Regions from separate parts of the Mus musculus genome. Here all the other regions are linked to region 1. Evidence: chromatin loops called from intact Hi-C (ENCODE). Cell type or tissue: heart. All regions are shown on one strand. Links, peaks and the distances in the headings refer to the core of each region. The heading gives the core; the rest is flanking DNA. Region 1 overlaps Tfpi (tissue factor pathway inhibitor). Region 2 overlaps Ctnnd1 (catenin (cadherin associated protein), delta 1). Region 3 overlaps Ctnnd1 (catenin (cadherin associated protein), delta 1). Region 4 has its middle 14 kb from the start of Gm19426. Region 5 holds the start of Btbd18 (BTB (POZ) domain containing 18). Region 6 holds the start of Ube2l6 (ubiquitin-conjugating enzyme E2L 6).

Region 1 (5,361 bases), core at 702-4,701:
TGAGATAAGAATATTAATAATGAAAAAAATGTGAGTGGTTATATCATTGTAGATTTATATATTTCCCCCACAGTAACACTTTGCACAAAACTATTGATAGAACTCAAGTTATTGATAATGGGAAATATTCACAATTTGACAGATTATAGTGTAGTTCTAACATATATTAGAGTCTCATGTATGCATTCTCATCTCTAGTGAGTTTGTCCAGTGTATTCCCCAGGAACAAGGTTGGGTAAACCCAACTCCTGAGCCTGATGCCTTAGTTGATGGGAGGGAGGGAATGATGGCAGCCGAGAGGAGAGTCTTAAATCCCCACAGTGTCATGGAGGGTTCCCAACTATACGGTGCAGCTTGACCTTCCTTGCACTTATGAGCTTTTGCTTCAGTCTCAGAGGGCTAGGATTAGAGGGCGGAGTCCTGCAGCTAGCTACAGCTTGATTTAACATTGTAGACTTGACACTCTTTTGATCAACTAGTTGCACAGTCTTATCTAGGTTTGTTTTATTTCTGTTTAATTTTTAATTAGTTTTACAATACCAAGAGGCACGCAGCATGGGACCCTTAGTAAGCTACCTGTTGGCCCTCGATCCACAAACACTCTCCAGGGGAGGGACACGCTATCACCCAGGCATCCCGTGACCCTTGAGCATTCTGTATTTCACTGAGCTTTTTATTTGACATCCCAAGACACAGGGAAGAAAACCAGATTGTTACCCTTATGCTAGGAGATACAAAATATAAACACTCAATCACAAATATTCAAATGTAAATTATAATTCTATTTTTTGGCTACCTCGGATCAGATTCTTGTTATAATATTCGGCAAATGTTCTAGTTTCATGGGTACAGAAGGATAGTCCTTATTTTTAAAAACATTATTCTCAACTCTTCCAAGTGTAAGAAAAATTATCCTTACTCCTTCCCTGAGGTAGTCTGCTGTTCGCTCTTTAGTAAGCTCTTCAATAAATTACTATTGTAATTATTGTAAATTAGTGATTGCAAGCGTCATTAAAAGGGCCTGCTGCCCGATATATTGTTGTATCTGCAATAACAACCCAGTTCTTGATAGATACGTATTCAGGGCACAATTTTAATACTCAAAAAGGTTATCCCCATAAATGAAAACCAAGACAGGCATACACCTTCCCAAGAGTGGATGGCTGTGGATGTCCGAGATTAACCCGAGGTCTTCCTGTTGTCTGGGACATCCTGCTTAGGTGTGAACAGCAACAAGATCAATGCATAGAATATACTGATATAAAATTATGGTAACTTCATTAATATGGGAATTCTAAAGAAATAAGGTAATAACGAAATAAAAAGTTGATAGTGTTTTTGTCTTTACGTGGTTGCTATGAATTTAGCACCAGATTTTCATCAAAAATGAGTTCCAGCTTTATAAAGCAATTTTTAGAGTGCTATTGAGCAGACATTACTTTATTAAATTGAATTGTTTAGTCCAAGTATTTGGGTGAAATCTCAGCCTTTCAGGTCTGTGATAATCTTACTCTTATTATTGTGAATTATACCTGGTATAATAGCATATGAGAGTCAGTTCTCTCATCTGCACGTATAAGTCTAAGCAACTTGATAAAACCTGCATCACAAAGAACATCTACAAAAGTAGATCTGCTTTTTGTTTTTGTTTTTGTTTTTGAGATAGGGTTTCTCTGTGTAGCCCTGGCTGTCCTGGAATTAACTCTGTAGACCAGGCTGGTCTCCAACTCAGAAATCTGCCTGCCTCTGCCTCCCAAGTGCTGGGATTAAAGGTGTCTGGCATCACTGCTGGGAGATCATTAGATGATTTTATAACGAAGTTCCATGAGATTGTAATTACTCAGAGGAAAGTTTGCCGGTAATTACTGTAACTACATCAACAGCACTGAAGAAACAACTCTTTTGTGGTACACTGTCTCCCTCTTGTGGCCAACTTATTAAATAGCAGGCTGAACTTGGGCTCTGTGTCTTCCTGAACACATACCGACAGAAACGCTCTCTCTCTCTCTCCCTCTCTCCCTCTCTCTCTCTCTCTCTCTCTCTCTCTCTCTCTCTCTCTCACACTCACTCACACTCACACACACACACACACACACACACACACACACACACACACACACACACACACACACACACACACACGATTTCAGTAAGCAAGAGCTGATATAAGTCAGCCAGAGAGAAGCACGACAAAATCTGTGCTTAGCTCTCCTTCCGGTAACACTGTCTAGTTCTCAGCCCAGAGCGTGGGAGTCAAAGAATCAATCAGTGCTTCCCCGCCATACCCCAGGCCTGCTCAGTAGCCATCTCTCAGATAACTCTTGATTCAGTCAACTTGACGTTTGACACCACAGATATCTGATTTTACCAGTACTATAGGTGATTGGGGCTGAGGAGACAGGAATGAGCTTGACTTGTAAGACCAGGAACTGAGTTTTATTCCAGAATGAATGTAAAAATAAGCTGGACTTTGGCGGTGCATGTCTGTAAGTCCTGTAGTGGGAAGCCAGAGAAAGGCAGATTCCTGAGGCCCGGTGTCCCCAGAGCCAGCCAGCCAGCCTAGCGTGCCTTTTGAGTTCTAGGGTAGTGAGAGATTGCAATTGAAGAGAGACAGTCAGGGAGTATGTGCACCCCTCCACTTATGCATACCTGCAAGCATGTTCGCAAACAAGTAAATAAGTAAAAAAGGAAGAAATAAGTGGGAACATTCCAATGTCTTTGTTAGAATCATAACTTTATTAAAATATGGCCAGAATATATTAATTAATATTTAACTATAGTAATGAATTGCAAATGGAAGAAGATAGTTGAAAGTAGCCTAGATCAAATGTATGTAAAATATTTTCCAAAAATTCACATTTTAAAATTGTAGGGAATTAAAAAAATGGATTTATTACTAGATTATCATCTATGTACAATTTACACTTTGTTTTAAAATAATTTTTAGGTGAGAACTTTGACGTGATGTCCATTCATGTTTTAGTATTTAAAATAATGGTGAATGAAGAGAATGTTTTACAGTAGTGCTCATAGATTGTCTCTTAACAGAGCACTGCTGCCCTCTAAAGGACAAATTGGTTTATGCCATTTAAAGCCTCAAGTGCCTTCCTTATAGATCATATATAAATTATCAAACACGTGGAACATATAGGCTCGCTCACTCAGGTCGTTACTTGCATGGAACCCATAATAACCTGAATTTTCAGTTTTAATTTTCTCATTTAAAAATTGACGGTGGAAATTGTATATTTGGCAAAACAACAGCAAGGATGTTATCATAGTGTTGGGAGAGAGCTACACACGTGATGTTTTAAAATTTACCTTGTAGATTCTGAGCTGGGGTCAATGAAACCGCTACATACATTTTGTGCAATGAAGGCAGATGATGGTCCATGCAAAGCAATGATAAGGAGTTATTTTTTCAATATGTATACTCATCAATGTGAAGAATTTATATACGGGGGATGTGAAGGGAACGAGAACCGATTTGATACCCTGGAAGAGTGTAAGAAAACATGCATACCAGGTAGGTTTCCGGGAAGCCTGTGGCACAAGAGTTGGTGTGGTTGAGGTCTCAGTGCAGATTCAATAATTTTAGAAGAACAATGTGATTTCCCAGGAAAGCCTGCTGTTTACATTTCTAGGTTTCTGGCCCACTGTTGTTTCTTGATTTCATCCTACCAGTTATCATAAAATTATGAAGCTTCATTTATTATCTATACTGCAAAGGGAAGAAACCCATAGTCCATGGAAGACTTTCATAGGTACAATGACATTAATGCAGCGAGCGTACCTACCTGGGAGCTGGGCAGTCAGGAAACAGTTGTTTTTCCTATAGACTTGGCTGCACCTTTATAAGCAGCATGCTCCTCCAACGCTTTTCTCTGAAGATAGTGAGTCAGAGAACTGACCCTTAGGCTCTAAGGATAAATGTATTATCACATATAAACTTCTATTATTTGAGTAAGCTTAGAGTTTCTAAAACTGACCTAGAAATGAGTCATTTATATGAAAAATTTGTAATACTACAAAAAAACATCAAAATTGTATCCCTCCCATGTAAACTTTACCTGGTCTAGCTTTGGCATTGAATATATGGCTGAAAGACTATAAAGCATATAATGTGTGATTAAACTTCATTGGCATTCTTACTCTCAGTCACATCATAATTTTATAACGTTTTGATAATGATTGCCAATCTTACCATTTGTAATCCCACCTGGTGTTAATGCATAGTAGGGGAGCGACATGCAATGCAATATTATGCATCCCAAAGCTGCATGGAAAAGTTTTAAAAAGTTTCAACAAAAAAATCTGATATATATTTGAGGGGGTAGATGTATCTCGCCTCACTTAAACATCACTTAGTATACAGTGAATTGAAATATGACATAACACCCCATTGCTATGTATAATTCTACATTTCTATCTATCAGTTAAAACAAGTTTAGAAAACGGCAGTGGGATCTGGGGATTCAGTTCAGTGGTAGACTTTTTTGGCATAGCATTTATAAGACCTTGCATTTGATATGCACTAACATAATAGGTAAAAACAATAATAAAACAAGGAAACAAAAATGACTGGCTAAAATAACCTCTCTCTATAAAACTTGGTTCATTAGGGCATGTATGAGAATGCTAATTGGATTATGTAACTGTCCTAGTTGAAGATCAAGTCATAATAGTACATTGTCGATGACGGCCACTGATTCACATCCTTCCTTTGGCAGGTTATGAGAAGACAGCTGTGAAGGCAGCATCTGGAGCAGGTAAATGCTCACTTACGTGTCAATCAGTAGCAGTGATCTAAGATAGTTCTTATACACCCCTGGTGGGGTTCTCTTTACATCCACATGACGTCAGAGATAATGTTTTCTTAACTGAAAACTTAGACACTACAGACACTGTTCATTGGGAAGGCTCCATGGGCCATGAGCTTTGCATCTAGAGCAAAGCATCTAGGGCTCTCAGTCCGTGGGTCGTGACCCCTTCAGAGGGGTCAAATGACCCTTTCACAAGAGCTGCATATCAGATATCATTCATACCAGATACTTATATTACAATTCATAACAGTAGCAAAGCTACAGTTATGAAGTAGCAGTGAAATAATTTTATGGTATGGGAACTGTATTAAAGGGTCAGAGCTTTAGGAAGATGAAGACCACTGCCCAAGAGCCACAAGGCTTTTTTTTTTTCACAAGGCTTTTTAAATACCATGCAGATAATGGTTAAACCCTTGATTGTCTCATTCTTCAGTTACTAAGCCATTGTTAATCTCAGCACTGTGTGACTTTAGTAGATGTCATTGAAAAGATGTATGCTCTTGAGCTGTTATCAGCTCTGTATGCTGAAGTGAGCATG
Region 2 (5,361 bases), core at 461-4,460, 160 kb before region 1:
AGTACTGTGGAATTTAAACTTAGATTCTTTATTTCCTCAATAGTTGGTTTTCCTTTTCTTATTCCTTAAATGAAGGTCAAAAAAGTTGTGAAGACAATGACAACTCGGACAGTACAGCCTGTCCCCATGGGGCCAGACGGGCTGCCCGTGGACGCCTCAGCAGTCTCCAATAACTATATCCAGACCTTGGGCCGTGATTTTCGCAAGAATGGCAATGGGGGCCCTGGTCCCTATGTGGGGCAAGCGGGCACTGCCACTCTTCCTAGGAACTTCCACTATCCTCCAGATGGGTATGGCCGACACTATGAAGATGGTTATCCAGGTGGCAGTGACAACTACGGCAGTCTGTCCCGGGTGACCCGAATTGAGGAGCGGTATAGGCCCAGCATGGAAGGCTACCGGGCACCCAGTAGACAAGATGTCTATGGGCCCCAGCCCCAGGTTCGAGTAGGTGGAAGCAGTGTGGACCTGCATCGTTTTCATCCTGAGCCTTACGGGCTAGAGGATGACCAGCGCAGCATGGGCTATGATGACCTCGATTACGGCATGATGTCTGATTATGGTACTGCCCGTCGGACAGGAACACCCTCTGACCCTCGACGACGCCTCAGGTGGGCAGGAGTGGGGGAAGAGGTAGCTTTAGGGACTCCTAGAGGTCACTAAGCACCTGTCTGCTCTGAGGGCTCTTCCTCCTAGAGCTGATCTTTGCTGGCTGAAGATGCCATGCTGACTGTTTGGATGCGTAGTTGCCATGGAGGAAGATTTTACAATGGGATTGATTGGTCCTCACTCCCTTTCTTTCTTCCTTCCCTTTCTTTATTCTTGTTATTGTTGAGACAGGGTATCACTATTTAGCTCTGGCTGGTAGACCTTTTTTAAAGGACCCATTTTAGGCTTTGTGTGCTGTTCATTAGTGCCTTTGTCATGTCTCTTGTCGGGATTTCATATTTTTAAAAGGTTATTTTAAAAACTCTTACTTATGGGTGTGCACAAAAAAACATGTTTGGTCTTGGGCTGCAAACATTACTTTAAAATCAGGGTCTATATTTTCCAAGTTAAGAAATAAAGGAAGGCTTATAGTTATCTTGATAGTGAGGGTGCCCTGGCAGCTGTTCTCAGTCTTTGTAAGTAGGTTCATGACCTTCCAAAGCAAAGGTCTTGGCACTTTCCAAATGTATATTAGGTGGTATTGGCTAACCATAAACTGAATTAGTCTGGGACAGGAGTAGAGGCCCTATTATCTAAGCCTGAGTCACTGACACTCTTCAGATGGCGTGGTTAGCAAATTCAACTCCCATGTGACTCACCTTTTATTCCTAAAGGGGCACCAGATCTTAGCTGGTGTAAGCTAGCTAGGGTAGATAGATAGCAGCTATCATTAGAAGAGTCTGCCCAAGGAGTGGGGCTGAAGTCTGCTTGCTCTGACTTCCTCAATAGCCAAGAGAGATTAGACACAGGTGGGTGTGGATGACCAGACTGTTCCCTGCTGTCCTTTGAAGTGCCAGTCACATAGAGCGGGTTTGGGGCTTGGTTCTTGGGTTTATTCCAGGGTGACATTGAGTTTGGAATCCTGCTTGACTAGCAAGATTCTTGACTAGAAGAATTCTGCTTCCTGTTTCGGCCTTCAAGAATAGTGCAAGGTCAAACTTTCATAGCAAGGCAGTGATTAGTGGCAAAAGCACTGAACTTGAAAACCCTGGTTTTAGTTTGCCTCTGCCATTATCTATAGAGCCTTAAGCAAGTTATTGGGTCATTTGTGCAGTTTTGTTATTTGTGAAAGAATCTTGATCTACTGCCTATGAAAGAAGGAAGTATAAAGATAGACTTCCTTGAGTGACTGAAACAAAATCTGGCAGTGGCAATTATTTTTATAGTTGCTTGTCTTAAACAAGAAAAGTAAAATATGCTCAGCATACAGCCTAAAACACCATTCTCTCATGGACAGTTTGGTGTTTCTTGGGGTTTTCTTGAAAACATGTATCCTGTTTTCTCATTAAAAGGAAATATTTTTTCATATAGTGTTTAGCAATCTGCTTTTAAAACAAAACAACTTACTTTATTTTGTTTAAATGACATTTTAAGTTTAAAGGTGCCTTTACTATCAACCCCCTACTTCCCTTGGTTTTTCAAGACCAGGGCTGTCCTGGAGCTTTCTCTGTAGACCAGGCTGGCCTTGAACTCATAGAGATTTGCCCTGCCTTTGTCTCCCAACTACTGAGATTAAAGCCATGTGCCACTACTGCCAAGTCTATTTATTTTTTAATGAAATGATTTGTTCTACTGAGTTTTTTATTGTTTAATGATCAGTGTTGATACCTGTTAGGTAGGCTAATTTTCAATGTTTGGTGACTGTGGGAGTGGTTTTATGGAACAAGCAAGTCTTATTTGGAGAGTCCTACACAATAGAGTCCCCTATCCCAGTGGGAGCCCGGGGGGGGGGGGGGGGGGTTGGGTTGGTGGTGAGTGAGGTGAGCTCATAGATAATAGGGTTCTTCCTTTGTACTTATAAATAACAGTGTGACAGGCTCACCCTCTAGTGGGTATTGATGGTACTGAAACAGGAAGTGTTGCTTCTCATCTGACATCTTTCAGTTTCTTCTTCTGATCCAAGAGCTGGGACATTCCAATATATGTTGGTGTATAGGTGCCATTTGGCAGACATGGAAATGTAGAAGTTGAAGGATGGAACTCTTCTTGGAACATACCTGTCTGACTGAATAGCACGTGAGGCCCTGGGATGAACTGTGACAGCTAGTGTTCAAGTTTATGCCTCAGTAGTACTAAAGCTAACTCCTCAACAATATAGCCAGAAGTCCTCTGTTTTTCTTGATCAGTGCCTCTTCAATTTCCAAAATAGGGCGAGCTTAATAGTTTTGTTCCACTAGCTCTTTCCTGTGTGCGGATTCCTTGTGTGTTCTCTTTGTGATGAACGTTCCACATACTTGTCTTTCTCAATCAGCAAACTTCACAGGTTACTTTTTAAAATTTATTTATTTATTTATTTATTCATTCATTCATTCATTCATTCATTCATTGGTTTTTTGAGACAGGGTTTCTCTGTGTAGCCCTGGCTATCCTGGAACTCACTTTTTAGCCCAGGCTGGCCTCGAACTCAGAAATCCGCCTGCCTCTGCCTCCCAAGTGCTGGGATTAAAGGCGTGCGCCACCACACCCGGCCACAGGTTACTTTTAAGTTATTAAAATTGGACCCAGGGAGAGAGTTCAGTTGGTGAAATGCTTTTTGCACAACATGAGGACCAGGATTTGAGCTCCAGTACCTACATAACAAGCTAAGCTCTGTGGTGGCAGAGATAAGAGGATCCTTGGGTCCTGCAGGACAGTCAGACTAGTTTATCAGCAAGCTTCAGATTTGGGAAGAAACTCTGTCTCAAAAAAAAATAATAATAATAATGTCGAGGGACATTGAGAGTACTTGCACTTGCTCACAAAATTATTAAAAATTGACCATACAGAGGAGACACATGATCTCTGTAGAGCTGTGATCCTACCTTGAAGATGATTGGTAATAGGAATGTCTATGAAGCCAGATTTAACTGCTTGGTTCTTTGTTCTTTCAAAATTGCAGGAGCTATGAAGACATGATTGGTGAAGAGGTGCCGCCTGATCAGTACTATTGGGCTCCTTTAGCTCAGCATGAGCGGGGCAGTTTAGCAAGCTTGGATAGTTTGCGAAAGGGAATGCCCCCACCTTCAAACTGGAGACAGCCTGAGCTGCCAGAGGTGATTGCCATGTTAGGCTTCCGCTTGGATGCTGTTAAGTCCAATGCAGCTGCATACCTGCAGCACTTATGCTACCGCAATGACAAGGTGAAGACTGACGTGCGGAAGCTCAAGGGTATCCCGATATTGGTAGGATTGTTAGACCATCCCAAAAAGGAAGTGCACCTCGGAGCCTGTGGAGCTCTCAAGAATATCTCTTTTGGACGTGACCAAGATAACAAGATCGCCATAAAAAACTGTGATGGTGTTCCTGCTCTGGTCCGATTGCTCCGAAAGGCTCGTGATATGGACCTGACTGAAGTGATTACTGGTGAGTGCCAGGTTAGAGGTCACTGTTAATCTATAGACAGGTATGGATCTAGAACTTTCTAGACTCTTAACTTTTAATTAATTTATTGAATAATTAATTCTTTTTGAGTCAGGGTCTCACTGTGTAGCTCTGGCTGGCCTAGAACTCACTATGTTGAGCAGGTTGGACTTGAACTTGAAGTAATCTACCTGCTTCGGCCTCCCAAATTCTGTGATAAAAAGCATACACTACCATGCCTGGCCAATCCATTATCTTTTGATTATAGGTTCCGAGGTAGTGAGTAGCCTTGGGTCAAATCTGCTTTACAGATTTGATTGGATGACACATGACACACGCAATATTCTCCAACACATTGTGCATACCTGCATGTTTTCTTGTTTTTTTGAGGTAAAGTCTTTCTCTATGTAGGCAAGTTCTAGAACTCACTATGTAGCTTAGGCTGTCTTCTCACAGAGATCCACTTGCCTCTGCCTCCTGAGCTCTAGGATTAACGAGTGGGCCACCATTTCTGGTGCAGTCTGTTATTTTTGACCAACTATAGTAGTAGAGAAACTTGTTTTCCAAAGACACAAGCTGGAGAGCAATTGCCATTTATCCACAACCTTATAATCTGTTTTAAATGTGTACCTTTCTTGACTCAAGCAGCCTGTTCCATTTAGAAATTTGAGTTTATGGCCATTTATTTGGAATAATTTTCCAGATTATACAAGGTGATCCGTTTTGTGGGGGTATAATCACCATTCCAGAAAGAAAAAGAAATATTGGTTCTTAATTGGCAGGATATTTTTGCCCCAAGAGGACATCTCCATTGCTGCAGTTGCTTTTGGTTGTCATAACTTGAGGTTAGGTAGAGCATGTTCTTGGCATCCAATGAGTAAAGGCTAGGGCCTGATTAACGGGCAAGCATCCAACAATAGACAGGACAACTTCCCACAGCAAAGAATTATGTGGTCCAAAGTGACTGTGTTGCTGAGCTAAAGAAACTGGTGTAGATTGTTTTGTAAAGCTATTTGTGCCTATATTAAACTATACTATAAAATACATATTACCATGGGCCAGAAGCCTGACTAATACTACATGGAGTCCTAGACTCTGTAATGGGTAAATCTGTGGTCATTGACGAAGAAGGAATAGAATAGGGCTGCCTCTGATATTCTGCAGACATACTGTCTTGGGTGCTAAAGAGCTCTCTGAATTGTCCCTGTCAGGAACCCTGTGGAATCTCTCATCCCATGATTCAATCAAAATGGAGATTGTGGACCATGCGCTACATGCCTTGACAGATGAAGTTATCATTCCACATTCTGGTTG
Region 3 (5,361 bases), core at 1,362-5,361, 150 kb before region 1:
CTTATTCTTTATTTTGTTTGGGTGTGAAGGTACATAAGTGGAGGTCAGAGGGAAACTTGAAGGGCTCAGTGTCTTCCACAGGTTGTTCCCAGGGATCCATTCGGCCATCAGGCTTGACAAATGCCTCTGAAAGGTTTCTTGTATTTGGGTGTCTATAGGAAGGGGTCAGAATTCTGCAAGGGCTTTCCTAGAACTGTAGGTTGTGATTAGTCTTGGCACATACTATGTGCTGAGTAAAACTTTATTGAATAAAGGCAAGGAAAGATGGCACTCCCAAAAGAAATGTCTACTTTATATAGATTCTGGTGTATTGGATTTTGACTTGGGTAACTTTCTAATTCCATATAGATAAGAAACCTGACCGGGAAGAAATTCCAATGAGCAATATGGGGTCAAACACAAAATCATTAGGTAGGTGGTGAATTCCTGTCTAATGTTGCAGAATAGTGTTTAATTGGGGTGAGTAGGAATATATTCTCTCTCTCCCTCTCCCTCTCTCTCTCTCTCTCTCTATCTCTCTCTCTCTCTCTCCAGGGTCTCAGGTCACATAGTCAGGTCTTGAACTCACTACACTTGAGTCTGATCTTGAACTCCTGATCCTCCTGCCTCTACTTCCCAAGTGCTGATATGATAGATATGCTCCACCATACCTGACTTACCATTTATCATCCTGAAGTGATTGATTATCTCATTTAAAAAGGATATCTGAAACTATAATACAATTTGATCAGTCTACTCTTTTTCTACATTTTCACATGTTGCTGTGGAGGGGACAATCTTGAACTTAAAAAACTTTTTAAAACCTTTTTCTTTTTTGAGACAGGTCTTTCTGTGTATTCATGGCTGTCCTGAAACTTGCTTTGTAGATCAGACTGGCCTTAAACTCACAGGGATATACCTATTTCTGCCTCCCCTGTGTTGGGACACTATCATGCCTAGCCAATTTATTTTATTCTGTATGTACGAGTGGGATTTTTTTTTGCCTGCATGTATGTGTGTTTACCAGGTGGCTCATGCTTTCAAACGTCAGAACCCATAGAACTGGAGTTAGGGCTGGTTATGAACCACCAAGTGAGTGATGGGAGTTGATCCAGGCCCTTGCAGTAGCAACAAGTGTGCTGAACTATCATCACTCTAGCCCCCTGACCTTGAATTCTTGATAGATCCTCTTCTTCCCACATATGTTCTCAGAAAGTCTCATGTGGCATATAACTAGTATAGCCCTAACTCTCTTTGTTTTTTCTCTTTACTCTCTACTGGTCTTTTTTTTTTTTTTAAGCAGGATTTCATAGCCCAGGTTAGCCGAGGATGACCTCAAATTCTTGTTCCTCCTTCCTATTTGCTATTCTATCTCATCATTCTACTTGGGTATATGAAGCCTTCTATGGGAATATCCTTCCCCTTTGTTCTTCTAAATTCTTTTCATTCCCAAAACCTAAACTCAAGTTGTGTTTTGCTTTATCAGTTTCTTTCAATTGTTAACATATTTCTCTGTCTTCTCTCAATTTCAGGGCTGTATCTCTTTTGTAGGCCAGGTCTCTTTAGTGTCACTCACCAAGGGATACACTGTTGTTTCTTGTTGTTATTGCTTTGTTGTTTTTGCAGTGGTGGGAATTGAATCTAGACTAACCACTCTACCACTGAAGTACATCCCCAGTATTGGGTATTTCTCATACACCATCTTTCCCATTATACTCAAGTTATGTGTAAGTGTTAAAAAGCACCAGTGTTTAATATCTTGTTGGTGCATCTAAAACAGTTCATTTCACAATCTAATTCACATATTCACATACATTGTATACTAGAAGGAATGTCTTATTTCTGTGTACTTTCTTCCTCTAGATAACAACTATTCCACACTGAATGAGAGAGGAGACCACAACAGAACACTGGACCGATCTGGGGATCTGGGTGATATGGAACCATTGAAGGGAGCACCCTTGATGGTAAATCCTTGTTATGTATTGCTGTGTATGAGGCTAATACTATTTTGAAACTGTATGATATATAAAATGGGAGGCGGCGGGAAGAAAAAGACAAATCTTTTTGGTAGGTTTTCTTTGATGCATCTTGATGGTTCTTGGGATGTTGCTCATTGGTTGTGTGGATGGATTTTGCAAGCGTTGCTGACGTCACTGACACTAACTAACCTGCTCTCGAGGACATCTCCCTGCTCTTGCACTTACCTGTTTAGGATGTTTGCCCTGTACTCTTAACAGGGTTTGTTCACTTTACAGATGTTGGGATTTCCCTTCCATCTGGCACACACTTAGAAAGTCTTACCTTGGTTCTCTTACTAACAAATTGCATGTGTTCACAGCAGGACGAGGGGCAGGAATCTTTGGAGGAAGAGTTGGATGTGTTGGTTTTGGATGATGAGGGGAACCAAGTGTCTTACTCCCCCATGGTATGTCCTCCAGTCACCCCTAAGATGGTCCTGAGGAAGGAGGTTGCTGTGTGCCTACTCTTTGCCAATCATGCTGATCTGATCAGGCCTGCGATACTTGTTTGAGCCGCATGGTACCCAAGGGTTCTACTTCTGTGATCACGACCTCTTCCCAGGCTGGGATGCAGCGGATGATCTGGTTCTATGTTGTGTGCTGCTTTCCTGCCTCCAGATTTGCTCAGCTGTGTATGTTTCCCCTGTCGTCCTGTCCTCAGCCTTAACAGCCTTCTCTTTTTTCCCCACAGCAGAAGATTTAGCGCCACTCTACCTGCTCCATATGGGCTTATAATATATTACTTTTATTTTTTGGTGGTGAAATGGACTGATGATTTTTTTCCTTTCTTCGCTGGACTATTGTGCCAACTGCCAGGCTGACTCCTACCCTTGTAGCCCAAATTGGCTGCCGTCATCCGTGAATTACCTACATCTTCCACTGAAGTTTAATTGTCCTATCCTCCCAGACCCTACTTCCAGTTTTCCCCCAAGAAACCTGACTCTGTTATTTGCATATCTTGAGAAACTGCTGCAGATTAGCTCTTTTTGCCAGCCTTCCCTGGAACTCTTGGCCTTGCATAGAGGGAGGGAGAGTGGAACTCTCTACTGGAAGCAATGGGAAGAACTGAAAATTACACACTGTCTGTTCAGCAGTCAGCATTCTGACAAACTGATGACTTTTAATCAAGACTATTTTTTCTGGTGTGGGGGGAACTTTTTATTTTGTTTTGGATGGGGAAGTGTGAGTTCTTCCCTTATCCAGTGGCGATTTTTGAAGCCAAGAAGGCTGGAAACATTGGCACATTCCACCTGGCAAGGGCCCTCAAGTAAGTGAAGTACTCCCCAACCTCAGAGTGAGAACTCTTGTTCCTCCTGTTCAAGGCAGGGACCACAAAGGACCTACAGACTCCATCTCTCTGTCAGCTTCAGGATAACCTTGGGGTGCTGTCCTGACCAAGGCTGTCCTTAACCCTCCTCTCCTACCCTGTGATAAACCTGCTAACTTGACCTGGCTGTTTTGCAAGATGCTTTGTAAAAAGGAGAATGCCATGGAACCCCCTGGTTGAGAAGAAACAGAAAGATTGTCTATTGAGAAGATGAACCTCTAGGAGGAATGTACATGAAGTGGTTAGTCTGAAACTGGCAGGAAGCTTCAGAGCTGGCTTTCCTCAGCCCCCTCACCCCATCTCTCTTCGTCCTTTATAAGCTTGTCCTCCCTCTCCTCCCCTTCCCTGGATTTGTTGGCCAACTTACAAGACTTGTACATAGCTCCTCCCCCTTTGCCCTTGTAAGGTAGGAGTTGCCCTGGCTTTGCCTCTTCTTTGTGCCTTTGGCCTGGGGTGCATCTCCTCCCTCTCTTCCAGGTGCCTTTCTTTGCCTCTGCAGTCTCATTTCTCATGATTTTGCAAGTTAGACCTTGTTATTTTCTTACCCACTGTTGACCCCCAGTAGCTGAAGCAAAGAAGAGGAGTGGTAACTTAGGGAACTTCACGTCCCTACTGGGTGTTGTTAAAGCCTCTGACATAGCCACAACAGGCTTCTGCTTAACAGTGTGCAGTTGGGATTGGTGAAAATCCATCCCGATAAGTCTCAAAGTGAGGCTGTTAGGAGGGAGTGCTGTGACTCTGACTCCTTAGTCGTCCCCAGTTCCCATCATCTCTGAAAGGCTACAGGGAATCAGGCCATGCCTCCATTACACCCTTTTCTGTTGTAGTGAGTGTTACAGCTTGGCTAGAGAAGCAGCTACTATGTGGGTGCAATTTTTTTTAAACATTTTTCCTTATTTTCTTTCCTTAATCTAAAAGCTCTATTCAATGCAACTGGAATTCTTTATCCCTCTTGTCCTGTTCCTTAATATATTGAGGCTATGGGGTAGGAGAAAAGTGCACAGCCCACCAACTCCTTTTCTTATACATTGCAGTCACCCCCTCCCCCCAACCTTTGCTTCCTTCCCATTTCTTCCTAGTCCCGTTTCCCTTTTCTGGCAAAAAGGAGCTCTGTGCTCTCTGTGACCCTCAGAGTACACTGCACAGGGGAGCCTCCCCCACCCACATCTATCTGCCTCTGGTTTTGGGTTCTCTTGTCCTCTTCTGCTCTTCCTGGTGCTCTTTCTTCTCGGTGGGGTGTGGGTAATAGAATAGCCATGGGCTTTGGGGACCTTTAACTGTTTTTTTGTTTGTTTGTTTTGTTTTTCCTTTTTCATTTATAAAAACACTAAACATTCAATTTCAGCAAACCAAAAATCCTACCCTCCCACCGAATACTACTAAGGGGCATATCTTCTGCTCTGTATCTTTTCTCTCTTTCTTTCTCTTGTTAATGCTTTTAAAAACAAATGAGTTTTTTATATAAATAAAAGTTTTTAAAGTGTGTGTGTGGGAGGTCTGTGTCATTTCTTCACTTCCAGCTGCACTTCTTCCCTCCTTTCCTTCTTAGTTACTTTGGTGCCGGTGTTGTTTTTCTATGCAGAGCAGCCAGAAGGCGGTTCGTTGTCTCAGGATGGGCTTACTTTAGTTTCAGTCCCAACTCTAATGAAGGAAGGTTCTTTGTAACACCCTCCCACTCCAGAGTCTTAAAAATATTTAATGAATGGCTGAAGTAGAGCATGAGAACTTTCTGCTATTAGAGTTAGAAAGTGAAGTGCATACCCTGGCTTCCCCATTCTTTGGGGTTCTCATACATCATGACAAAATCAGCACTAAGCAAAGCCCTCTAACGCTTGGCTCTTTTGAACACAACATATCAAATCTAGAAGATTAGAAGCTAGCAGTCCCAACAGCTACCTTAGTAACTGTGAAAGAGTTCAAAGTCCTCTGCACGAGAGCACTGATCACAGATCATGGCAATGCTGCTCAGGCCCTATGGAGTCGGTTGGGTTGTTTGGTAGGACATCCCGCCAAATTGTATATGGTTAACAGAAA
Region 4 (5,361 bases), core at 699-4,698, 300 kb before region 1:
TTAAAGACAAGACTCTCAAAGTCATTCTGCAAAGAGTGTAGATGTAAGGATACGTGAATCACTCTGGCCACATTGCCAATCTAAGTGGTTGTACATGTTTGTACAGACTTACAGCAACTCCCTCTAGCAAGTTATTGCTCTGAGCCTTTCCTTATGAAGACCAAGGGGATGTTTCACCAACTGAAAGTGCAGAGAGAACCAACTTTCAAAAATTGTTCAATGACCTATACACACCACATTCACACATGCCCTATAGGTATAAAATTTTTGCAACCTACTTTTAATAAGGGTTCAACTTCTCCTCTAGCCCACTACTCAGAAGAGGTAGAAGAGAAAAGTTATTAGGATATGGAGGAAGTGGACTTGTTCAGTAATCGTTCTTTGGAGGGCGGGGTTGAGTTTGATCTCCTTGGGCAGCAGTTCAGCCCTGCAGCAAACACCAAATAGGACTCAGCAGCTGCAGACCCGTCCTCTAGGCAGGCAGACACCAGGCAGCTGTAGTCCAATCCTGAAGAAACTGCCAGGCTCGCCAGCTGGCCTGAGGCGAGGATGCAGAAACAACAAGCCTTGGGCAAGTTTCTCTCAATGGCAGCGTTATCACAATTGAGCTCAACAACTCTATGTAAGGCAAACCAATACCTGCGTGTCTTTAGTGAAGAATAGCAAGGCGGAGCATATTAAAACAAGACTTTGCTCGTCCCCCACTGTCTGTGGGGTCATATTTATACTCCTTCATCAAGCATCATTTCATGTGTCTGCTATATCCAAACATCCTTTCATCTGTACCTGCCTCAGGAAAACAGTCTTCCCTGTGTTTGCTTTAGCAAGACATCCTTTCACTTGGGCGCCCCAGCATAACATCATTTGACATAACTAACTTTCCAAAGAACTAGAAATTTCTACTTCAATACCCTGCCACATACACACATATACCACACACACACACACACACACACACACACACACCCCACACAAACACATCACACACATATATACATCACACACACCCACAAACATATACATATCCCCCTGCATATACACATACACCACACATACACACTAACCTCACACACACCCCACACAAAGACACCCTGCACACATATACATCACACATGCATATTCCACACACATACACTAATATACCCACAAGCACACTTACACATACACATACATAAACACACACACCATACACATACATCACACATACACATACAAGCTCACACACACATACACACATATCAATACAACACACACATCTACAACATACACATACCACACACACACACTCTAAACATATACACATACCCCACACACACACATACACACCTACTCTGTACACACACCCCAAACAAACACCACACACATACACACACACACATATACACTACAGACATGATACATTATATACACATACACCCCACACACAAATGCACACATGCACCACACATACCATACACTCACACACATACATACACCTCATACACACGCCAAACACCACACACACACACACCTGCACCGATAATGATAATAATAGTAATAACAATATTTTTAAGGGAACCAAGGAGAAATATGGGCTTGTTGCTTGTCTGTAATAATAGTGCTGAAGAGGTTGAAGTAGGAGAATTATTGAAATTTTAAGGCCTACATAGTCAGCTATAGGCTAACCTAGGCTACAGTAAGACCTTGTCTTAAAAAGAACACAAAAAAAATCCTTAGGAAGCAAAGGCAAGTGGATCTCTATGCATTTAAGACCAGTCTGCTGGACACAGGGCACACAGGGTATTTCAGAACAGTTGGGGCTACATAGAAAGAGCTGTCTCAAAAAACTAAAATGAAAAAGCCGGGCGTGGTGGCGCACGCCTTTGATCCCAGCACTTGGGAGGCAGAGGCAGGCAGATTTCTGAGATCGAGGCCAGCCTGGGCTACAGAGTGAGTTCCAGGACAGCCAGGGCTATACAGACAAACCCTGTCTTGAATTTCCTCTCCACCCCAAAAAAACCAGAAAACCTAAAATGAGCCAGATGAGGTGGCACATACCTGTAGACCCAGCACCCAGGAAGCAGAAGCAGAAAGTTCTTGGTAAGTTTAAGGCCAACCTGGTCTACAAAGTGAGCCCAAGACAGCCAGGATTGTTATACAGAGAAACCCCGACTCAAAAAGAACAAAACAAAACAACACCAAAATGAATTCTTTAAAAACATTTTGTTGACATCATAATACTAAGAACAAATTTGATACATTCAGCTGTAGGCTGATTGCTTTGGTTTTTCTTCTGCTGCTGACATCCTTAATCCCAGTTCCAGCAACACGTGTATTTTTGAAAAAGACAAGCGTGTTGCAGAGAAAGACATATACTCCTAAAATACCCACCTTGAAGCCCTACTTTAGGGCAGACAGGGTCTTATAAATCAGCAAACCCACTCCCATGATCCTGTTCCCAACCAAGCACCTGTGTGACATTCTAATAAAGATCAGTGGGTCGTGGTTTCTGTACAATTAGCATTTCTGCCACATGATGGAGCTATTGAAGCTTTGTCTTGCATACTCACGTGGCCATTACCCTTGAATTTTGGTTGGTCCAGACTAATTTCCTTCTCTCTTCTTTCAAAAAATGAAAAATCTCAGGAATTGGCATACAGGTTTTGTATGGGGCCATGACATCTCCATATAGTTCTGGTTTGTTGTTGTTGTTTGTTTGTTTGTTTGTTTTACTGTGTATGGGTGTTTGGCCTTCATGCCTGTATGTCTGTGTACCACATGCATGCCTGGTGACCACAGAGGCCAAAAGAGGGTGTTAGATTGAAGAACCTGCCTGCCTCCATCTTAGGCTCAAAAACCATCTTACAGTAGAAATAAACTAGGTTCATTTCTGTTTATGATTAAACTGTTTTTCATGAATTGGGCTATGCCCCACCTGTAACCTTAACAGGTTCAGGTTCTGTACTGCCTGTTTCAAGAATGGTAGTCACGTCTTTGTTTCAAAAAGTTAGTAATCATTTGCAACCCTGTCTTTGTTTCAAAGGGGTTGTTATAGCTACCTTGTCAGGACTACCTGTTGTTACAACTACCTTGTAATCATGTTTTTGTTTCTGAAGGTTGTTATAACTAACAAGTTATGCTTATGTTCTGCTCCTGTAAGCCCGCCTATTTTTCTTGCCAAATCCCCATTTGGAAATTCCCTACCCTTAAACTATAAAAGTCTTGTCTTCCTCATATCCAATACTGACCTCTCAAACCCTGCCTTAGGAAGAAACAACCTGTGTACACAAATAGAAAGCTTGTTTTAATTAATTGCTTGCTTTAGTTAATTTGGCCATGGTGGTCACAGAACTGGAGTCACAGAAGGTATGTGCTGCCCTGTGGGTTCTTGAAATGAAGCCCGAGACCTCTGGAAGAACAGTCAGTGCTCTTAACCACGAAGCCATCTATCCAGCCCCGAGTTCTGATATTTCCACAAGTGCTGCTGAAACCAATAGTGATCCACAATCTTAAGTTGCCCAATATGGATTCATACTTTGATTCCTGGACAAAGGTATGGGTGAGTAACAGAGTACTTGTCTAAAACACAAAAAGTTGGAGTTGCATTCCCGGACAACAATAAACAACCAACCTTGCAAAGTTTATAGTTCTCACCAGCTCATCTGCTGTCTCAATAACAATACTCTCAGGTTCTACTGAGACTCTGGAAGGTTCCAGACCTCTGAATCACAACTCTCCTGGTGTCCACCAATGCTCAGGGTCTTGTCCTAAGCTATAGCTGGTAGACACAATGGTATCAATAACTATCTAACACAAAGTCCAATGTTATTTAATTTTAGAAGCCAGCTTGACAGGCTTATGCCATTATCTTTGGATATGTCTTTGAGAATGTTTCAGAGAAGACCGGCATGTGGATGCAACGGACCAGTGTAGAAGACGTACCCTTGGTATAGATGGGGACTATCCAGCTGGCTGCAAGCACAGATGAAGCAAAAGGGTAAAGGGAGGGGCTAGTGGTTAAGTGTAGCTGCTTGCGGCCACAGGAACTGGGTTCCTGAGTGAGAGGCCAGAGCTGTAAAGGAGCCAGCAGAAGAGAGAAGAAAGGAGACCAAGACAAATTTCTGATCAAAGTCCAATGTTTACTAAGAGTCTGTGCTTATAAAGGGGGAAAACCCATCTCCCACCCGATCCACTCTTGATGCCTGTCACCAGCCTGTAAGCAATTAGGCTGACAACACTAGTTTGGCAGTAAGATGTCAATCGCCAGTTTGCTGGCTGTCTCAGGACTTTCTCAGGAAGACAGGTTCAGCCTCTCAGCAGGGAGCAGCATCTTGGAGAAGAGCAGCAGTGGTGACAAAACAATGAAGCCATCTGGGTCAGAAGGCTCCACCCCAGGTGGTCTCATTCTCAGTGGCAGCAAGGTCTGAATCAGCCCGCTCAAGGCTGGGGGAGGCTACAGTGAAGAGCTCTTGCAGAGGACCAGGGTTTGATTCCAAGCACTCAGAACATGGCTCACATTGTCTTTAACTCCAGTTCTGGGGGCCTGGTGTGTCTTCTGCCCTCTGTGGGCACTTGGCATGCATGAAGTGCACATACACACACGCAGACAAAATTACACCCACACCCTGGGCAAATGAGATCTCTCGGTGGGGATAAAGCACCTACTACCAAACCTGAGGATGACCTATGTTCAATCCTCCAGACCCACAAAGTGGAAGGAAAAGAGAAAACCAACGTGTGCAAGCTGACTCTAACTTCCATATTCATGCCATGGCACACACATGCCCACCCATGCACACACTAAGTAAGTAGGGAAGGTAATAACAATTTTAAAAACCACCTGCACACATAAATACAAAAATAGAACATTTTTAAAATTTAGGGTAAAGGAAATGAATTAGTATTCACTCTGTTTTCTAGTGCTGGGACACACTTGTGTGGTTAGACATTAGAGCACTAGATTGTCTGGCTTGTAGAATCCAGCGCTCTCACCAACAGTTTCCCGTTCTCAGACCTTTGATCTCTGAGAGTTGCATCACAAGCTTCCTTGGTTCTGAGACCTTTGAACTTGGACTGGACTGTATCACCAATTTCCCTGATTGTCGAGCTTATTAACAGCCTGTCATGGAACTTTTCGTCCTCCGTAATCATGGAAGGCCATGCCCTTAGGAAGTATCCTTTTAGCATGGTGTGGTGGCATATGCCTGCTTCCCATCCTTGGGAGGTAAAGGCAAGAAGATTGGGAGTTCAAGGATATAGCGTCAGCTACACAGCAAGGTCCAGAGTACTCTGAACCCTCTCACAAACAAAACAAAAACAAAACAAAAACCACTAACCAATCAATAGACTAGGAAAACAAAAACAAACAACATAATAACCAAA
Region 5 (5,361 bases), core at 420-4,419, 210 kb before region 1:
TGTACCAGTTGCTAAGAGGGCACTGGATCCCCTGGAACTGGACTTAAGGACGGGTCTAAGCCAACATGTGCCTGCTGATACATAAGCAACAAATGTCTTTAGCCAGTGAGCCGCCAGATCTTTACAGCCCCATTCTAGTTTAATTTTAGGGGTTAAAAAATGGTAACAGTTTAACTTTTTTAAAAAATGGTTTTATGTTTTACCTACATATTTATCTGTACACCACATGTGTGAGTTGCAGACAGTTGTAAGCTGAAATGTGGACTCTGGGAATCGAACCAGGTTCCTCTGGAAGAGCAGTCAATACTCTGAACCATTAAGCTATCTTTTCAGCTTCCCAACAATTCTACTCTTGAGAACAGTTTTAGAAGGGCTGTGGATATAGCTTATTTTGTAGAGTGCTTGCCTACAATGCACAAAAAACGCAGGATTGATCCCTAGCTCTGCATCAAACTAGGCATGGTGGAAAATTCAGGAGGCAGGAGAATTAGAAGTCCAAGGCCTTTTTCAGCTACATAGAGTTTGAGGAAAACCTAGGTTGCATAAGACCCTATCTCAAAAACAAACAAACAAACAAACATGCGAACTTATTTTAAGCCAGGTGCTAAAAGAAAGCCTTTAATCCTAGCCCTAGGAAAGCAGAGTCAAGTTTCAAATCCCTGAGCCTGAGGCCAGCCTGGCTTACAAAGCAAGTTCTAGGTCACCAGGGCTACATAGTGAGACCCTATCTCAACAAAATAAACACTACTACCAATAAAACCTCATACCCTCCCAAAAATAATTGTCCTGGAAACAAAAAGCTTTTTGTCAGCGAGATTATAACATATATAGCTAATAATATTCTTCTGGGTTTACAGTTTATCTCTGGCCTTGAACTCATTTTTACCTTGTTTGTTCTATAGTAATTTTTCAGCTCAACCTCGGTTAATTTCTTACCCTCTGCCTGCAGAAGGGCATCACAAAACACACCACTCTGCTGCTGGTGATGAAGCTGTAGAAAAGCTACCCGGAGGAACCGGGGGTTCCTGTACAGGATTTTGGAACTGGCAGGAGAGCACATGTTGTATTTGGTTAATAAACCTTCTAGGTTTTCCTGGTTCAGATTCCTGTGGGGAGATAATATATTTCAGAGTTAAGATTAACCCTAACTTATGTTTTTGTCTTTTAAATGGCAAAAAAAAAAAAAATTAAAAGCTAATGAGTTGAAGAAACACAAGCTGAGAAGTTACCCCGAGGATAATGTCAAGAAAGACTATTATGACAGGGGGAGTCTTGGCTCCGTTCTAAAGTAGCATAGCTGTATTAATATCATGCAGGTAACCTAACTTCTCAGAGACTCATTTTTCTCATGCATGAAATGGAAATAACAGTACTTACCTTGTAAGGCTTCTAAAAATTTTTAAATAAGCCAGACATGGGGGAGCATGTCTAAAATTCCAGTTCTTAGGAGGCAGACATCCATCAAGGCCAGCCTAGGCTATATGAGACCCTGTCTCAAACACAGAATAAGAGAATGGTGGTACATGTCTGTAATTGAAGCAACTGAGACGAAAAGGCAAGAGAACTGTGAGTTTGAGGTCAGCCAGCATGGGCTGCACAGGGAGACTGACTCAAAATTAAATGAGTCAATACAGGCAAGATTGCTTAGTCCAGTGTATGCCTAGTACAAAATAACTATCTCCTTAAGTGTCTGTCTGCTATCTTTGTTTGTTTGTTTTTTGAGACAGGGTCTCTCTGTATAGTCCTGGCTGTCCTGGAACTCACTTTGTAGACCAGGCTGGCTTTGAACTCAGAAATCTGCCTGCCTCTGCAACCTGGGTGCTGGGATTAAAGGCGTGTGCCACCATGCCCAGCTCTGTCTGCTATCTTTATTACTCAGTTTTTCTCATTCATATTAGCACCAAGACCCAACTCCTGTAGTGCCAACTACTTGCATTCTTCCTGAGCACCACAGCTCAGAATACTCTAAACCTCACACTTTCAAAAGCTCTAACTGCTAGCTATAAAAGTGACTCTGCAAAGCCATAAGCACTTCCCTTTCACTTATTACACTAACCAGCAGAGGGTGCACAATCGAGACAAGACAGGATGTGGGAGGTCTTGCAGAGAAACAAGAGCAAAGTGAGTTGTTGACTGACCAAAGTGAGCCAGACTGGCCTCATCAATTTGCAATACTGTGGACTTTGTGTCCCTGGTTAACTGCCTGGCTAACAGTGGAGCGAGGAGAGGTAAGCAGTTGACTCTTCTCCACCAAATAAAATGAATATTCTGACCTACACGTCTAGTTTGTGTGTGTGTGTGTGTGTGTGTGTGTGTGTGTGTATGTGTCATGACCACTTCCCCACCTCCACTCACCGTACAACTGTGCGTTCTTTTTCCGGTACCGTTACGTAGTTTTCTGTCAGGTAGCACTGAAGAGTCCAAATAGTTCACGTCAAAACTATCAGGAAAGAAAAGAGCGAGTAAGTAAATTAAGAAGGCGAAGCGTCGGGCGTGGTGGCGCACGCCTTTAATCCCAGCACTAGGGAGGCTGAGGCAGGCAGATTTCGGAGTTCGAGGCCAAGCCTGAGTTCCAGGACAGCCAGGGCTAAACAGAGAAACTGTCTTGAAAAAACAAAAACAAAAAAAGAACGCAAAGCATCAGCTGGGTTTGGTGGTCTGGTGTCCTTATGTCTGCAATCTTAGCTATTATTCAGGAGGCCAAGGCAGGAGTATTATATGTTTCAGATCCGCATGGGCAATTTAGCGACCTCCATTCTCAAAATAGAACTTGGGTAGAGGTCTTGCCTGGCTTGTGTGTGGCCTTATACTACGAAAGAGGATGGGAAAGACTACTAATTTTCATCCCCGCCCTTGGAAATGTAGAGGAGCGAGGCCCCAGTTGCAAGGGTGAGGGAAGGATTTCCAAAGCATCAAGGCCTTAGCCGTGTCCTCAGACCCAACCTGAAATTGTTCTGCAGTAGAATTTGTTCCTGTTGTCCTCACTTTCCTCCGGTCCTCTTGTCTGCTTGCTGGTCTCCTCCTAATGTCCAGCCTCAAGCCGAAAGGTTGCGACAAGCAGCAGAGGTTGCCCCCACAACCTCAGCGATCCCCTCCCACTCCAGAAACAAGAAAATGAGGGTTAGTGGCGAAACGGTGGCACAGAAGGCCCTGCAAAGCAGGTCACCCCCACACGCCTGGGGCCCCCAGGCCCAACTCCTTTGAAGAAGGCTCTTCGGCGCGAGGGGTGCTGGGAATGGAGCAAGGCGCTAGTGGAGGCCTGAAATCAGGGCTGGCCCTCGCGGTCACCGCTGGCTTCGTCCACACGGGTTCTGTAGTTTCTCCTTGGCGCCCTCGGGCCGCTGCGGGTCTCCAGCACCCACATGCACTGGGAGTGATGACGACGAGGTCTGAGGCCACGCGGCCCAGGCTAAACACCGCGCGCTGCCAGCCTCGCGCTCCGGGCGTCGAGGGTTCCTGACTGCTTCCTTCCTCCCTCCGCGCGTCCGGAATACGTCATCCTCATTGGACGGCCGCTCCTGGGCGAGCCAATCAGACGAGGAGGGGCGCCTTGGTGGGAGGCGAAGTCTCCAGGGAGTTGACGCCGAGGGGAGCCGGCTGGGCTGTGGCGAGAGGTAGGGCACATGGGCCTGCATGGGAGGGATTCTTCTGGAATCTGCCTTGGCCCAGAGCACATGGAGGACAGGGCCAAGACTTCTGCTTAAATTGGGAGGGCTTCGAAGCGGTTGAGGTACTTTTTTTTTTTTTTTTTTTTTTTGGTGTGCGTGTTCTTCTTGAAGAGGCTGCAAATAACCGTTGTCCTGGCTAGATCCTTCTAGATCTTTTGGAGAAAAAAAACCAAACATACGTTTCTGCTTGCAAGATTGCTGATTAAGATAGGTATTTTCTAAGAAGAGACAGGTTCAGAAAAAAAAAAAATACGGACTGGTTTCTGACCACCTTTCCCCCTGCTCCTCGCCCCCCCCCCCCCCCCCCAGGCCCCATGGATTCAGTTCCAGTCCTGAATCTCAGAGAAGTGGTGACTCAAGTTGTGGGGAGGCTCAGATTCTGACTACAAGCTTTTCAGTGATGGTACTAAAAACAATGATTTAAAAAAATTGTTTTTTCAAGGAATGAGTTTAGCATGGTAGTATATGCCTTTTTTGGTGTTTCGAGACAGGGTTTCTCTGTGTAGCCCCGGCTGTCCTGGAATGCACTCTGTAAGTCAGGCTGGCCGCAAACTTAGAAATCCACCTGCCTCTGCCTCCCAAGTGCTGCTGGGATTAAAGGCATGTGCCACCACTGCCTGACCTTTTTTGGGGGGTGGTGGTGGTGATGGTAGTACACACCTTTAATCCCATTTCTAAGAAGGCAGAGGCAGGCAGATCTCTGACTTCCAGGCCATCCTAGTCTCCATAATGATTTCTAGGACAGCCAGAGCTATGTAGAGAGAACCTGTCAATACACCAAAACAAACAACAAAACCACCACTAGCTGTCATGGTGGTGCACACTATTAGTCCCAGCAGAAGCAGAGGCAGATGTTTGTGGGTTCAGGCCCAGCCTAGTCTACAAAACGAGTCCAGGACAGCCAGGGCTCTGTCACAAAAAATCAAACCAGAACAGTAGAATTGATTGAGCAGGTACAATTCCATTGTGGACTATTCTGGGGGAAGTGGAAGGAAAATATTTTACCCACTTATTAGTATATTTTTATCAAAGCTAAAATAATGTTTAAGAAATAGATTTTGTTGGTTGACTTGGTTTTTCGTTTCTTTTCTTTTCTTTCTTTCTTTCTTTCTTTTTTTTTTTTTTTTTTTTTGAGACAGGGTTTCTTTGTGTAGCCCTGGCTGTCCTGGAACTCTGTAGACCAGGCTGACCTTGAACTAAGAAATCCGCCTGTCTCTGCCTCCCAAGTGCTGGGATTAAAGGCATGTGCCACCAATGCCGGACTGGCTTGTTTTTTTTTTTTTCCATGTTTATTGTTTTAAATCAAGTACCATTTTGTGGTAGTAAAATTTCTCTCTCTCTCTCTCTCTCTCTCTCTCTCTCTCTCTTTCTCTGAGGGTGTGTGTGTGGTTCATGACAGTGTTTCTCTGTGTAGTTCTGAATGTCCTGGAACTCACTTTGTAGACGAGGCTGGCTTCCAACTCAGAGGTCCACCTACCTTTGCCTCCCAAGTGCTGAGACTAAAGGTATGTGCCACCACACCCAGCTTGTGGTTGTAAATTTGTAAAGGGAATGATACATGACCATCCTACCCCAAGGCTTCAAAATTAACTAACGCTGGGTGCATAACCACCAGAGGGTAGAGAGGAATAAAAATACTTTGTTTTTCCTTTGTACAGATAGCCAGTGTTTTGAAAGATGATTTTTTTTAAAT
Region 6 (5,361 bases), core at 893-4,892, 350 kb before region 1:
CAACCCTGTAGGCCCCAGTGTAAGGATTGGGTGGCCTCAAATATTCTCTCAAATATTAAGAACTCCGGGGGTAAGTAAATTCTTCTAGGAGCCTTCTTTCTGAAGGCAAGGTACTCAGTCCTCTTGCCCTTTCTCTAGAAAACTCACTGAGTCCTACTTCATCCCTCTCTCTTCAGTAATATGTGAGTTTTCAGCACTGGCAGAATGAACGGCAGAGACATCACGCATCCATCATCACCACCACCTTAGGGTGATCCAGGCTTCCCAGGTGAGAAACTGCACATCACCCATGGTAACTAGGGGACGAGAAGTGACACACCTTCTCAGAAATGTGGCTTAATCACCAGAGATCCCTGAGTTCTCTCAAGAGCAGTCTACTGAACATCGCTGGCTGACCCTTGACTAAGACAGAGTGCAGCCTCAAGAACGCCTTTGGAGTAATGGAGGGAACGAATCCAAGGCCATGAATAGTGTGAATGGCACATAACCAGGAAGGAGGAGAGTGGGAACACTCCACAGAGACTGTGTGCTGTGCTCAGAGATGGCTCTTGAAGAGTAGGTAGGAGCCCACCAGGCAGAAAAACAGGGAGCAAAGACAGAGAGCCCAGACAGGACAAGCATGTGCAGGTCCCCATGGAACACTAATAGCTACTATAGGAAAAGGGCTTTATGGCTAAGAACATTTGGGAAAGCTGAGTTAAATGGCTTCTTCACTGCAGAGCAACTCAAAGGTTTTGGGTTTGGTTTGGTTTGGTTTGGTTTGGTTATTGCAGTAGTGGAGATGGGACCAAGGACCTTGAGCAAGATAGGTGGTGCCCTACACCACACTCCCAGCACACTCAGGGTCCCCATTATACCATGGTGCATCTGACCAAGGGACCTCACCCACAGGACTCCAGTTCTTCTCATTTTGAGAAGGGGGTGGTGGTTTGAAAAACAGTCACATATTCAAGGCAACGCTGGGGACAATGAATAGATACAAACTAGTGGTTCTGATCCAGGGATGTGTTTACCTATCAGGACGCCTTTGCCAATATCTAGAAACGTTTTCTATTGTCACAGATGGGGTGAGTGCTGCCACAACCCAGCGGGTAAAGTCCACGCTGATGAAACATCCTAGCTACAGAGAATGATCTGGTCCCAAATGTCAACAGAGAGAAAGTTGAGAAAGGCCTGTGTACATGCAGGTAGAAAGTTCCCCTAAGCCAGGGGCTTGGGGGTGGGGTCCTTCACTGCTGTGCATCATCTGTACTCTGACCCCCAAGTATATAAGCACGCCACACTCCCATTCATCACTAAACCCATCTTCCATATGTAATCACACTAACAAATGGCTTCTCATGCCTTCTACCTACAGCCATGACCATTCATTGCCTATTCTATCTTACCACAAGCATAACCCATGCCATAGCTTGGGCAAGAACAAAGGCTTAGGTATAACATAGATCTTGAATGGACATTTTTCTGGGCTGAAGATGCAGCTCAGTTGGTAGAGTGTTTGTCTAGCGTGCACAAAACCCTGGGTTCAATCCTCAGCACTGTACAACACTTGATAAAGCAGTGCACATCCATGATCCCATGTCTTAGGGAATGAGATGGAGGCATAAGAATCCTGAAATTAAGCTGGTGAGATGGCTCAGTGGGGAGGTGCACTTGTTGATCTTCCAGAGGACTTGGGTTCAATTCCCAGCACCCACATGGTGACTGATGACTGTCTCTAGCCCCAGTTCCAGAAGATCTAATGCTCTCATTTGCTTCTGCTAGGCATGCAGGTAGTTAACAGATATATATGCAGGCAGGACATCCATACACATAAAATTAAATTAAATGATTTTTTAAAAATTAAAGGCCATTGTTAGCTGCATATCAAGTTTAAGACCAATCTGAACAACACAAAATGGTATTAAAAAAAAGTACCGAAGGGAAATTTTCTCTCTTAACACTTGAATTTTCTGTGTTTTGATGAATTCTGACGAACTTTCCATGATTGCTGAAACCCACACCAGTGCACACAGCTCCTCCCAAAGCCAGCTAGTAAGTCACCTGACTTAGGAGAAATGAAAGTGAAGGCAAACAGGCAGGAAAAGCCCTGTGAGTTAGACTCTTATCAGTCTGGGCTCAAATTCCAGCCCCATTACTTCTGCAGAATATCACTGGCCAGCCACGTTACTCTCCCTGATGTCTCAGTTTCCTCTTCCATGAAATGGGAAGACACAGTTATCTCACAGTTGTTCTAAGAGTTAAATAAAACAAACTGCCTGGTGCTGACAATTCCGGAGCAACAAAAGCCAGTCTACCTTTTAGCGTTGAGGTAGCAAATTACCCTTTGCCCCATTTAGTACCAGCCTAAAACCAACAAAGTTTAGTTCTGTTTTGGGTCTGCTCTGGACTTCTCCATCTCAAAAGAATTTTCTTTTTGAAAGATGAGGCCAGCTGGGTGGCACACGCCTTTAATCCCAGCACTGGGGAGGCAGAGGCAGGCGGATTTCTGAGTTCGAGGCCAGCCTGGTCTACAAAGTGAGTTCCAGGACAGCCAGGGAAACCCTGTCTCGGAAAGAAAGAAGGAAAGAAAGAAAGAAAGAAAGAAAGAAAGAAAGAAAGAAAGAAAGAAAGAAAGAAAGAAAGAAAGAAAGGGAGAGAGAGAGAGAGAGAGAGAGAGAGAGAGAGAGAGAGAGAGAGAGAGAGAGAAACATGAGGCCAGCAACCATCCCTTCTGTCTCCTGAGGAAGCCTTCCCCTCAATTCTGCAGACTAGAGGAGCACTTCGGGGAGACTCAAAGCCTAGCGGTACCAGCCCTGGCTCACGAGCATTTCTCCTCCACGATCTCTAATCCTGGCTCCATTCAGCGGTCTAGACATTCCTAAGGAAACTGCCCTTTTTTCATTCTTTCAGATAGTACCAAATAGTGTCTCATAGAAATGAACGTTCAAACGGAACAAGATTTCTGTTCCTTTTCTGCTCCTGCTGCCTGGCACTGGGCTAGTACAAAGTAGGCGTTTAGTAGCTGGAGCAGGACTGCATACAAATAACCTACTCAGAGCATAAATTGTTACTTCTCATCCAGGAACTAGTCTGTACGTTTTATTTCACGGTCTGTCCATTCACCACCCCACCGCCCAACATCACTCTTCTGTGGCCTCGGGTAATGTAGGTATCAAATTATGGGTGTATCCACTAGGCGGAGCAACAGAGCCCTTCCTGTGCCTTAGATAAGTTCCACTAATAAATTTCCAGCAGAAATTGAAAATGAAACCAGTTTGGAAAGCCCAATACATTGGAAACCATTTGGAAAGACCAGTTCATTCTCGTGGCCAGTACAGCTGATGACAACTTTTTTTGAAGCTGATGACAACTTTTTTTTCCAGACCTTCTCAATCAGGCCCCCTCCCTTCCTCCTCTCTTTCTCCCTCCTTCTCGCGCGCGCGCGCGCGCACACACACACACACACACACACACACACACACACCGCGCCTTTCTCCTCCCATTTCTCCATTGGGAAAAGGTGAGGATACCTGAGTTTCAGCCAGCCCTGGTACCCAAATAACAAAAAAAGCTCAGAGAGCAAGGGGGCAGGGGAGGGTTAGGGCAGGGCGGAAAGGTTAGGGCAGGGCGGGAAGGGGCACAAGGAAAGGGTCATCCTACATAGGCTTACTTTCGCCACTCGCTTGCTGGCCATCATCTCGGGTTGGAGCGTGGGGCACCAGCAGATTCCAGCAGGACACCGCTCTCTGAACTGCAGCTCCCGAGCCCCGCCCACGCTCCACTCCACCCACACCGACTCTAGCTGCAAAGACCTGCTCCCCACCCCTTTGGTGGATATCTGGAGGCTGCAGTCGAGTGCCCAGCTTGGCGATCTCGTATCTCAGCAACTCATGCTCCTTGCAGATCAGAGACTACGTCGGTGGAGCGCACTGCTCCTCTTGGTTCCTGCATCTTGCGGGGTACATCTCGTAGAAGCCAGGATGGGATTCATCTCCAGCCTCTGTCAGCTCCCCGGACGCTGAGAGCAAACTCGCCCAAAGCACAGATGAGATACTCTTGATGCAAAGTAGCTCCGGGGCAGGGCTCTCTGCGACCTCCGCAATGGAATTGTGAACCTACCACCTCTAAAGAAAGTCTCAGAATCCTGGGCCAAGTCACTTTGCCTTTGTGGGTTCAGTGCTCCGTTCTAAAAGAGAGTGGGGGGGGGGGGGTCAGTATAGACTTTATGTCCTCCGAGGACCGCTCCCTGAGTGGTACAGTCCAGCAGATGGGCAGAAACGCAGCGATGCTTCTTTTAGGTTGCTTGGTGCCCGAGCACCACTAGAGGACGCTGTTGGACTCATTCGCTTTTATTTTGGGCGTTCTGTGTTTTACTCTACTGAACACATAGAAAGTGTCTGCTGTGTGGCAATTTGGGAAAACGATGGGTGGCTGAAGCCTCGAGATAGATTTCAGGAGCCTATTATATTTTATCACCAACTGATTACAAACTATGGAACTACTGTGTGTCCAAATGAACAGCCAAGAAGTCTCTAGCCCTCTGCGCAAGAGTAAAGACCCCCCTCATCCCAGCTCAAGTCGAGGCCAAGGTGTAATAGCAGCCCCCAGCCTCTGGAAGAAGTTCTAGAGTTAGAAGGGAATCCACCTACCTGCCTCACCCATTCCAGCCCAGAAATTAGCATATTTTGAAGCCCAAGATTTTGACCCAGTAGGTCACATGATTTTTATTTTCCTGTCCAGGAACCAAATATCTGCTCTGCTTACATATAGGATGTGCTTGAAAAATGATTCTGGGGCTGGAGAGATGGCTCAGCAGTTAAGAGCATTGACTGCTATTACAGAGGTACTGAATTCAAATCCCAGTAACCACATGGTGGCTCACAACCATCTGAAATGAGATCTGACGCCCTCTTCTGGTGTGTCTGAAGACAGCTACAGTGTACTTACATATAGTAAATAAAGTAAATCTTGAAAAAGAAAAAAAGATTCTGGGTTCTTTTTTCAGTTCAATAACTTTAACCAGATACCTTCTAAATGCCAGCAATAAGCAGGACACCATCAGCAATCCCTAAATATAGTTTGGAGATAAGGGCATTTGAACCCATTTCTGGTTAGTAGTCTTAGTTAACACCAAGTGCCAGGTACTATCGATGGAACACATCAGATGGAGAAATTGTGGTGTTTGTCCTCTGAGGGGCTCTCAAGCAGTTGAAACACAGAGAGAAAATTTCCCTTCAGTATTTTTTACTTATTTATTTATTTATTTATTTATTTTCTATATATGAATAAATTGTAGCTATCTTCAGACACACCAGAAGAGGGCACCAGATCTCATTACAGATGGTTGTGAGCCACCATGTGGTTGCTGGGAATTGAACT

The links. Peaks named below come from ENCODE experiments on the same cell type or tissue, not always from the same donor. Only the 100,000 strongest peaks of a DNase experiment are listed, where the experiment ranks them.
Region 2: a loop joins it to region 1, with 2.9 times the contacts of the local background. A loop is called at or near these places in 7 of 42 quality-filtered maps.
Region 3: a loop joins it to region 1, with 3 times the contacts of the local background. A loop is called at or near these places in 7 of 42 quality-filtered maps.
Region 4: it touches region 1 in a loop (4-fold over the local background); 4 of 42 quality-filtered maps call a loop at or near these places.
Region 5: it touches region 1 in a loop (3-fold over the local background); 37 of 42 quality-filtered maps call a loop at or near these places.
Region 6: a loop joins it to region 1, with 2.9 times the contacts of the local background. A loop is called at or near these places in 8 of 42 quality-filtered maps.

Annotation. Positions count from the first base shown.
Region 1 is chr2:84,451,965-84,457,325 of GRCm38, reverse strand. It overlaps Tfpi (tissue factor pathway inhibitor), which reads left to right. Exons shown (of 9, transcript NM_011576.1): 4 at 3,329-3,526; 5 at 4,731-4,769. Among named protein-coding and RNA genes, the nearest start is that of Tfpi, 20 kb to the left of the region's middle. In heart, for the core only: CTCF peaks have their summits at 1,911 (motif pointing left) and 3,065 (motif pointing left); a DNase peak (open chromatin) is centred at 1,885; H3K27ac peaks cover 661 bases.
Region 2 is chr2:84,615,169-84,620,529 of GRCm38, reverse strand. Ctnnd1 (catenin (cadherin associated protein), delta 1) reads left to right here. Exons shown (of 19, transcript NM_001085450.1): 5 at 76-611; 6 at 3,587-4,050; 7 at 5,259-5,361. Among named protein-coding and RNA genes, the nearest start is that of Ctnnd1, 33 kb to the left of the region's middle. In heart, for the core only: a CTCF peak has its summit at 2,552; no DNase peak of the experiment used is centred there; H3K27ac peaks cover 720 bases.
Region 3 is chr2:84,600,234-84,605,594 of GRCm38, reverse strand. It overlaps Ctnnd1 (catenin (cadherin associated protein), delta 1), which reads left to right. Exons shown (of 19, transcript NM_001085450.1): 17 at 349-411; 18 at 1,843-1,946; 19 at 2,692-4,814. The coding sequence ends at 2,703. Among named protein-coding and RNA genes, the nearest start is that of Ctnnd1, 48 kb to the left of the region's middle. In heart, for the core only: no CTCF peak of the experiment used is centred there; no DNase peak of the experiment used is centred there.
Region 4 is chr2:84,756,108-84,761,468 of GRCm38, reverse strand. No RefSeq gene overlaps it. Among named protein-coding and RNA genes, the nearest start is that of Gm19426, 14 kb to the right of the region's middle. In heart, for the core only: a CTCF peak has its summit at 2,516 (motif pointing right); no DNase peak of the experiment used is centred there.
Region 5 is chr2:84,657,176-84,662,536 of GRCm38, reverse strand. Btbd18 (BTB (POZ) domain containing 18) reads right to left here and starts at 3,458. Exons shown (of 5, transcript NM_001145100.1): 1 at 2,944-3,458; 2 at 2,356-2,440; 3 at 1,378-1,489; 4 at 937-1,106. The coding sequence starts at 1,060. It also overlaps a transcript of Ctnnd1 not described here. In heart, for the core only: a CTCF peak has its summit at 2,052 (motif pointing right); no DNase peak of the experiment used is centred there.
Region 6 is chr2:84,797,224-84,802,584 of GRCm38, reverse strand. Ube2l6 (ubiquitin-conjugating enzyme E2L 6) reads right to left here and starts at 3,757. Exons shown (of 4, transcript NM_019949.2): 1 at 3,653-3,757. The coding sequence starts at 3,679. In heart, for the core only: CTCF peaks have their summits at 3,176, 4,106 and 4,305 (motif pointing right); DNase peaks (open chromatin) are centred at 3,164, 3,754 and 4,284; H3K4me3 peaks cover 2,640 bases; H3K27ac peaks cover 2,535 bases.